Regions from separate parts of the Mus musculus genome. Here regions 1 and 3 are each linked to region 2. The links are chromatin loops, found by intact Hi-C in ENCODE. Cell type or tissue: heart. All regions are shown on one strand. Region 1 overlaps Prss50 (protease, serine 50). Region 2 overlaps Tdgf1 (teratocarcinoma-derived growth factor 1). Region 3 overlaps Tmie (transmembrane inner ear).

What was found. A loop is a pair of places that touch in the nucleus more often than their neighbours do. Peaks named below come from ENCODE experiments on the same cell type or tissue, not always from the same donor. Only the 100,000 strongest peaks of a DNase experiment are listed, where the experiment ranks them.
Region 1: a loop joins it to region 2, with 2.0 times the contacts of the local background. A loop is called at or near these places in 3 of 42 quality-filtered maps.
Region 3: a loop joins it to region 2, with 2.1 times the contacts of the local background. A loop is called at or near these places in 4 of 42 quality-filtered maps.

What each region holds. Positions count from the first base shown.
Region 1 is chr9:110,861,244-110,863,743 of GRCm38, reverse strand. It overlaps Prss50 (protease, serine 50), which reads right to left. Exons shown (of 5, transcript NM_146227.4): 2 at 2,322-2,484; 3 at 1,199-1,482; 4 at 1-14. Among named protein-coding and RNA genes, the nearest start is that of Prss50, 4.5 kb to the right of the region's middle. In heart, no CTCF peak of the experiment used is centred here; no DNase peak of the experiment used is centred here; H3K27me3 peaks cover 894 bases.
Region 2 is chr9:110,943,497-110,945,996 of GRCm38, reverse strand. It overlaps Tdgf1 (teratocarcinoma-derived growth factor 1), which reads left to right. Exons shown (of 6, transcript NM_011562.2): 1 at 1-173; 2 at 1,754-1,806. The coding sequence starts at 154. Among named protein-coding and RNA genes, the nearest start is that of Tdgf1, 1.4 kb to the left of the region's middle. In heart, a CTCF peak has its summit at 1,491 (motif pointing right); no DNase peak of the experiment used is centred here; H3K4me3 peaks cover 400 bases; H3K27me3 peaks cover 828 bases.
Region 3 is chr9:110,870,283-110,872,782 of GRCm38, reverse strand. Tmie (transmembrane inner ear) reads left to right here. Exons shown (of 6, transcript NM_146260.3): 4 at 2,035-2,152. Among named protein-coding and RNA genes, the nearest start is that of Tmie, 8.5 kb to the left of the region's middle. In heart, a CTCF peak has its summit at 1,521 (motif pointing right); a DNase peak (open chromatin) is centred at 1,586; H3K27me3 peaks cover 1,082 bases.

The sequences.
Region 1 (2,500 bases), 82 kb after region 2:
CTGGGGCCAGATGCCTGTGGGACAGGTCCCCAGTCAGGATTAGCCACTAACTGTGACCCACAGACACCGGCTCTGTCTCCTTTGCATAGCGGCCATATATCTGGACTATTTTCCCTCTGGCCAGCAGGTCCCAAGTAGGTGCTGGAACATAGTCCACACCTACTGGCCTCTTGGCTCTGCTAGTCCTCTTCCAATCGCCTGCCAGGATTCTCAGGGCCAAAACCCTGGGGCCTCTTTCTCACTAAGCTTCCCCAGACTGACCCCACAACCCTACCCGGATCCCCTATCTCACCCCCACATCACCACTATCTTCCATCCCACCCAAAAGGTGCCTGAACTCCTGGGAGTCAGGAAACTTCCGATTATTCCCAGATAGGCCACAGCATGGCTGTTTGGGGGGAGGGGGGGAATCGGATCCCTAAGGATACAGAGAAGGGCATGTCTCTTGTGCATTGACTCCATAAAGGGAGTGGATAGTCCCAGAACCCATCAGAAAAACAATCCTGTGGCCGGGTATGAGAGCCTGGCTCCTACAATGGAATGACAAGGGATGCGGGGCAGGGCATTGGAGGGAAGGAGGATGTGAGTGGACCTTGTGAGACTCTCAGCTCTTAACCCCTGAGCCATTTCTCCAGCCCTAAACAGAACTTTCTTGAGAGTAGGGAGGTCTCAGAATGAGAGCTTGTCACCCGCACACAACCATAGGGTATCGGTAGGTAGAGAGTACAAGAGACTGGTTCTCGGGATTGCTAGATGCTTCCCAGAAAAGATGTTTTTTGTGTCTGAAAAGCTGAGAGTCTCACAAGGTCCACTCACTGACTACTCTTCCAAAGGTCCTGAGTTCAAATCCCAGCAACCACACTGTGGCTCACAACTGATGCCCTCTTTGGGGTGTGTCTGAAATACAGTGTACTTAGATATAATAATAAAATTTTAAAAAATCTTTAAAGAAAAAAGAAAGTTCTGTTTACGTCAGCAGTCGTGACTCTGAGAGGCCTGACTGTTTTATGTTCACTGACAAGACACCCCAAGAGGCAGGAGACTTGAGAGATGAGACGCCAAAAAGAAAGTTCTTGGATAGGTCAGCTCCTTAAAAAAAGGCACCCCAGAAATGTTCGTCCATGGGGCACCCCAGCCACACCCAAGTCCTCTCTCCCACCCATGCACCCTAGGATGGGGGTTGGGGACTCTGACTCACCGTTAGCCCTGGGATATCCCCAGCCTGTCACAGTGCAGAGAGAACTGTCCTCCACCACGTAATCCAGGCCAGGCAGGCAGATGGGCCACACGTATTTACTGTACTTGAGCCCCCACTTGAGCTTGAGAAGGCCGATGTCATGGGCCCGGCCAACCCATGACCAGTACCGTCTGGGTTGGTAGCCATGGTTTATGATGACTCGATGGACCGGCACATCTGAGCTGGTTCCTGCCGTCTGATTAATCCACGGGCTCCCCGCCCTCACTATGTAGTTAACATGGTTCCTATGGGAATGGGGTGGGGGTGTATTCCATCAGCTCCAGGCTCCTGCCTCAGCAGCCCCCAATCCTGCCTTCCATACCACTGTGGCCCTTTAAGCAAATCCAGGCAGGCCACCTTCTGCTTCAAGCCCCCCATTCCTTATGATAGAGTCCTGCACACACGGTGCGGTACTCTTCATTGTGTGGAGGAGAAAAATGGAGATTCAGAGAAATGCCATGGCCCGCTCAGGGATGTACGTATAGGAAGTGGTCTTGGGATATGGTCTCTGTTTCCTCAAGTCAGAATCTGAGCTTTTCTCCTCCGTTTCACCTCGGTCGGTAACGGAGTCCCTATGTAATGGCCATGGCCTGAATCTCAAGCCACCTTCCATAGGAACATGCTTTCACTGGTCAGTCCTCATGGGAAATACAGATGCTGCTCTCAGGCACTCCCAGGCCCCAGAACATTGGCACACCCACCTCTTTTTCTCTACACAATGCATGCCTATCTTCTTGTCTCTAACTCACCTGAGAGGTTCTGAGTCGGGGGCCTCTCTCAGAAGAGAAGAGAGGGTTAATTGGAATGAAAGACCTAGGGCCTTCAGAGCCTCTGAGCCTCACCTACAGAGTGACTTCACAGGACTGAAGGGGGAGGCGAAAGGGCAAAGGGTGGGTACATGCCAAAACTGAACCCAAGGAAGGAACCTGTGAGATTCAACCCTCCCTCGCTCAGGGTGTGGGTGAGGCTGGCTCTGTGCGCTCCACACAGGACATAGTTGCTACTTGATGGGTCACCTGGTAGAGTGACCGTGACTCCGCCATTCCAAATGTCTTTCCACCCACCCACCTGGGCCCCAACTCACTGGCTCAAGCAATGGGCCACGGTCAGCACCCACTGGGAAGCGATAAGGATGCCAGCACAGATGTGTGAGCCATTAGCCTGCACGCTGACCATCCAGGGCCACCGCCGAGTCATGGCTTCTGGGTCCCTGAGAGTAGGGTCTGGCTCGTGGGAGGAGCCACAGACTAAAGAGGAAGAAGA
Region 2 (2,500 bases):
CTCTCTCATTTGGCATATCTTTCTTTTTAATCTACTGTTTTCATTTTGTGAAATTAGCCTTTGGGTGTTTCGAGAATGGCTTTATGAACTAAAGCCATCTGCTAATATTGTGTTTCTTGTCTTTTCCTCCAACGTTTTTACGAGCCGTCGAAGATGGGGTACTTCTCATCCAGGTATGAGCTAACCTTGACTTTTTGGTTGCTGGAGATAGCCACTTCGGAAAATCACGTTCTATGACGCTCTGATTTTTGTCTTGCTTGAACCTTGTCAGTAACATTGCTGCTTTTCCTGAAGAACCTGGAACTTTATAGTTAGATACTGCTTTGCCATCGGCTTCTTAAAATGTCAATTTTTTATATTGCCTTTGTGTGTGTGTGTGTGTGTGTGTGTGTGTGTGCGCGCGCGCGCGCGGGCACTCGCTCGCATATACTCGAGTGGAGGTTAGACGATGACTCACTGGAGTCCGATCGATCATTTGGGTTCTGGGCATCCGACTCAGGTTGTAAAGCACCCTCTGGGCTCGTCCCATCAGTCATGTCGGTGACTGCCAGAGAAATAATGCTTTCCTTCTCTTGCATACATAATATTAATCTTACAGCCTAATCAAGACTGCCTCTACACGTTAATGGGAGAGATAAATTCAATACTTAGAAACATTAGGAATAACAAACCAATTGAACTTGGAACCATTTCAAGTGACAGGACAAGTTTTTTTTCCCCGTGGAGCCGGGCGTCGGACCAGCGCTTGCGTGTGGTTGGCAAGTCTTCTCCAACCCATACAGCCATTTAAGAATTTATATATGCAAAAAAAGAATTTATATATGCAAACAATGCACCGTGGAAAAATATGCCGCTTATGCAGAATAGAATGTTTTAGCTTTTTAATTTTATAACTTTAAAATTGTGTGTGTAAGGGTGGGGCCTAAGGAATATTCATGATGAAATATTGGATGCTGGGGACTTGTTTTAAACAGTTAATTCAAAACACAGCCCTTGTTCCGAAGAGTAAGAGTTTATTCCGAGCGTGGCCGTGGCTTGGGAACAAGGATTCATATTGCCCTAAATGAACATGGAAGAGCTTATATGAGCTCCTTGGTAGTCACAGAACAAAAGAAAGTATAAATGTGACTTGTAGACGTTAACTGTGTACGTGTAAATGATGCAAACATTAGCTGTATCAGTGAAGACATCGGGTAGGGCTCCAGCCTCAGTTTTTTCTGGAGCTGTGATCTGCTTACACTGCTTCATCCCCGAGGTCTTTATGTGACTGTCAAAAGGATACTAAGTCATAGAGAGAGAGAGAGAGAGAGAGAGAGAGGTTCATGATAAACAGCCGCCACTGGGTCGTTAAACATAGCCCCAGGACACTTAGGGCTGCTAGTGCGCAGCCTTCCAACTCTACAATCACACAGTCACTCTACATGTGGTTATTTTTAAAGATTTATTTATTATGTATACAGCGTTCTGCCTGCATTTGTGCATGCGGCCCAGAAGAGGGCACCAGATCTCATTTTAGATGGATATGAGCCACCAGGAAGAATTGAACTCTGGGCCTCTGGAATAGCAGAGGGTGCTCTAACCTCTGAGCCATCTCTCCAGCAGCTCCAACATGTGGCTTTTTAAGAGAGGGAACTTCTGTCCGGTTTTGTTACTGGAGACAGCGCGGTGGCGCTGTTCACGGTCTCCTTCGTGGCCTGTGCCCTTGCGCTGAACGCTTGGTTTTGCTAACTGATGTCCAATCTTCTTCTCCCAGTGTGGTTTTGCTTGTGGCCATTTCCAGTGCGTTTGAATTTGGACCCGTTGCTGGTGAGTTTTCTTTTGTTTGGGGTTCAGGCGTTTTGTTTTGTTTTTTCCCCCTGGGGAGGAAGGAGGCTTCCAGACAGGGTTTCTCTGTGTAGCCCTGGTTGCCTTGGAACTCACTTTGTAGACCAGGGTGTCCTTGGACTCAGATTCACTTAAAGGCGCAAGCCACCCCTGTATGGTTGGGTTTCAGGTTTTTGAAACTGGATGTCACCAAGTCCAGGCTGTCCCCCCACCCCTCCACATATGGGCATGTGTGCACTTTTTTTTTAAAGATTTACTTATTTTATTATATGTAAGTACATTGTAGCTGTCTTCAGACACTCCAGAAGAGGGCGTCAGATTTCGTTACAGATGGTGTGAGCCACCATATGGTTGCTGGGATTTGAACTCAGGACCTTCGGAAGAGCCGTCAGTGCTCTTAACCACTGAGCCATCTCACCAGCCTGCATGTGTGCACTTTAAGGACCTTGTACCCCAGCCTGCCTAGGAACTCACAACACAGTCAAGGTTGAGCTTGAACTCCTGATTCTTCTGCCTCCCAAGTTCACTACCAAATCTAGCTGAGGTTTTGATTTTTATTTTATTTTATTTTTTTGACCAACAACTTTTGTTGCCATTGTTGTTCATGTGATTTAACCCAGGCTCTGCACCTATTGGACATACTTCCAGATTACCCTCCATCCTACCCCCCCCCCCC
Region 3 (2,500 bases), 73 kb after region 2:
CATTTGGAGGCCATCTGCCTACCACTCATGCAAGGCCTTTCTTCTAGGAAGCATGGAAGTACAGGCAGGGCTGGGATCCGTGTCTCCTCTCCGTCCTGCTCTGCAGGGTGGGTACCTCTCTACCAGGCTGTGCCTCTGAAGGACACAGGACCTCCAAGTTTCAGAATTTCTACCTTTATGAGGCCTACCTTAAGATGCCTGGTTGCCCGTCACCCTCCACCAAGAGCCTGGTCAGGATCTTCCAGTTAGTCAGTCAGTCAGTCAGTCAGGCCAAAACACCAGGCCTGTGAGACGGGGAGCAGCCACTGCCAGGCTCCCAACTCTGATGCTGCAATCAGGAACCTAACCACATATACATTGCTCCAACCACACATATGCCCTCTGCCCATATATGTGTGCCCACAGGGCCACACATGCCATGTATCCACCCACTTCTCTGCCCTCTCGGGGGTTTCCCAATCCACCAAGAGATAATGCTGATTTAGTCATACATTATCGCCAGTTTTGCTGTCAGATTGGAGGGTCCCCAGAAGCAGCTGGCACTACCCTACTCCAATTACAGGAAGAAAAACTGAGGTTCAAGCCGGGCGCGGTGGTACACGCCTTTAATCCCAGCACTCGGGAAGCAGAGGCAGGCAGATTTCTGAGTTCGAGGCCAGCCTGGTCTTACAGAGTGAGTTCCAGGACAGCCAGGGCTACACAGAGAAACCCTGTCTCGGGAAAAACAAAACAAAACAAAACAAAACAAAACAAAAAACCTGAGGTTCAGAGTAAAGAAGAGAGGTTCCCACACTAGTCCCTCTTAGTGAACAGAAAAGAGCTTAGACGTCACATACCGGTCTATGTCTCAGTGAGTCTGGGTTGCCTGGCATAGGTCGCCCTCCCTATGGGTGGTGGTTGTTAGATGAGGAGGTACCTGGCTTCTGGAAGGTGCCTATCTATGTATATAGACTGCAGTGGGGCTGTGGGAACGGGAGAGAGGTTGAGAAACAGGTGGCTTTGCTTTCTCAGATAGCCACAAGGGACGCTTCCAGCCCATCCTTACTGATCATTTAGGAGATGACATATTATTGCACAAATGCCCGGTCTCACCCTTTTTCTTGTCCCTTAGCCAAACTTTCTGACAGAGACAGGATTATATCTATTTCTAGTCAGAACTAGCCTCTCTCATATTCTCCCATAAGGCACGGCCACATTCCCATAGACACCCAGGACAGAGTCACATAACCTTGAAACACTCAGGACTGGCTGAGAATGAAACTAAGTTGGTAGAGTGTTTGCCCAGCACACACAAAACCCCAGGTTCAATCCCCAGCGCAGCATCTATAAAAAACAAACACACCCAGGGAAAAGCCACAGCTCAAAACCACCCAGGTCAGTGATGTATTTATTCCCTTTGCTTTCTAGAAACGCAAGGCAGGTTGCTATCTTTTAATACCCTGTCCCCTTAGACCTGATGCTTCGTTGTGCCTCCTAAAAGCACACAGAGCTTGTCTCTTTTAGCCGCAGTTACATGGTATAGCCACCTGGTGGCGCTACATTACTATTTTTCTCGGCTTATCCTGGCAGGCCTAGGTGGCATGATGAGTGAATGAGGCAGGAGCCAGTGTGTGGACACCTGCATGAGGAGAGTCTTACCCATGTAGTCCAGGCGTAGGGCTCTATTGGGAGACGAGAGCAAAACCAGTCTACCAGGCAGCACACCTGGCTCATGAAACAGGCCTTGCCTTGTCTCTGGCCTTGGTCCTGAGACCCCATCCGCGCTGACTAGGACAGACTGTCCACACTTGCTTCTTTGAGCCTTGTTTCCCCAAGCATCAACCACCCTTCGAGTCCAAGTCCCTGGTGACACGGTCTGGGACTCTGATCAGTGCTCTTATTCTGAATCTTGGATTTTTTTTTGAGGTCTAGGGTGTTGGTTGTGAATGTCTGAAACCTTTTGGGGATTCTAAAATGTGTGGGCTGAGTCTTTGCTGACCCCATCCCAGCCTGCTAGCCTGGGCCTGGCTCACTCTGTTCTCTCTTGACCCACAGCCCAGCACCGCACCGCCAAAGCCCAAGCCGCCCCCACTGACCAAGGAGACTGTGGTGTTCTGGGACATGCGCCTGTGGCACGTGGTGGGCATCTTTTCGCTCTTCGTGTTGTCCATCAGTGAGTAGCTGTGCCCTGCCCTCTCCACCCCACCACAGGAGGAACACAGCCCTTCTAGCATCCCTGGCCCCTACCGTATGCCTTGGGTTCAGAGCTGCAATTCTGGGCAGTTCAAATAGGCTAAGCACGCACAAGAGGCCCACCGTGGTCTCTGGCACCTCCTCAGTCACACAAAGTCCCTGTGGAGGGCTGACGGGCCAGCGGTGACCCAAAGATTTCTGCTGGGCCCAGGGAAGCAGCCACATGGCAATTATGTTAATTATAGGGGACTCCAACTGAATCCAGGACATGTCATCTTTCCTATGGCTGGCTTCCTGATGCTTTTCTTGCACTTTGGCCAATTCAGGG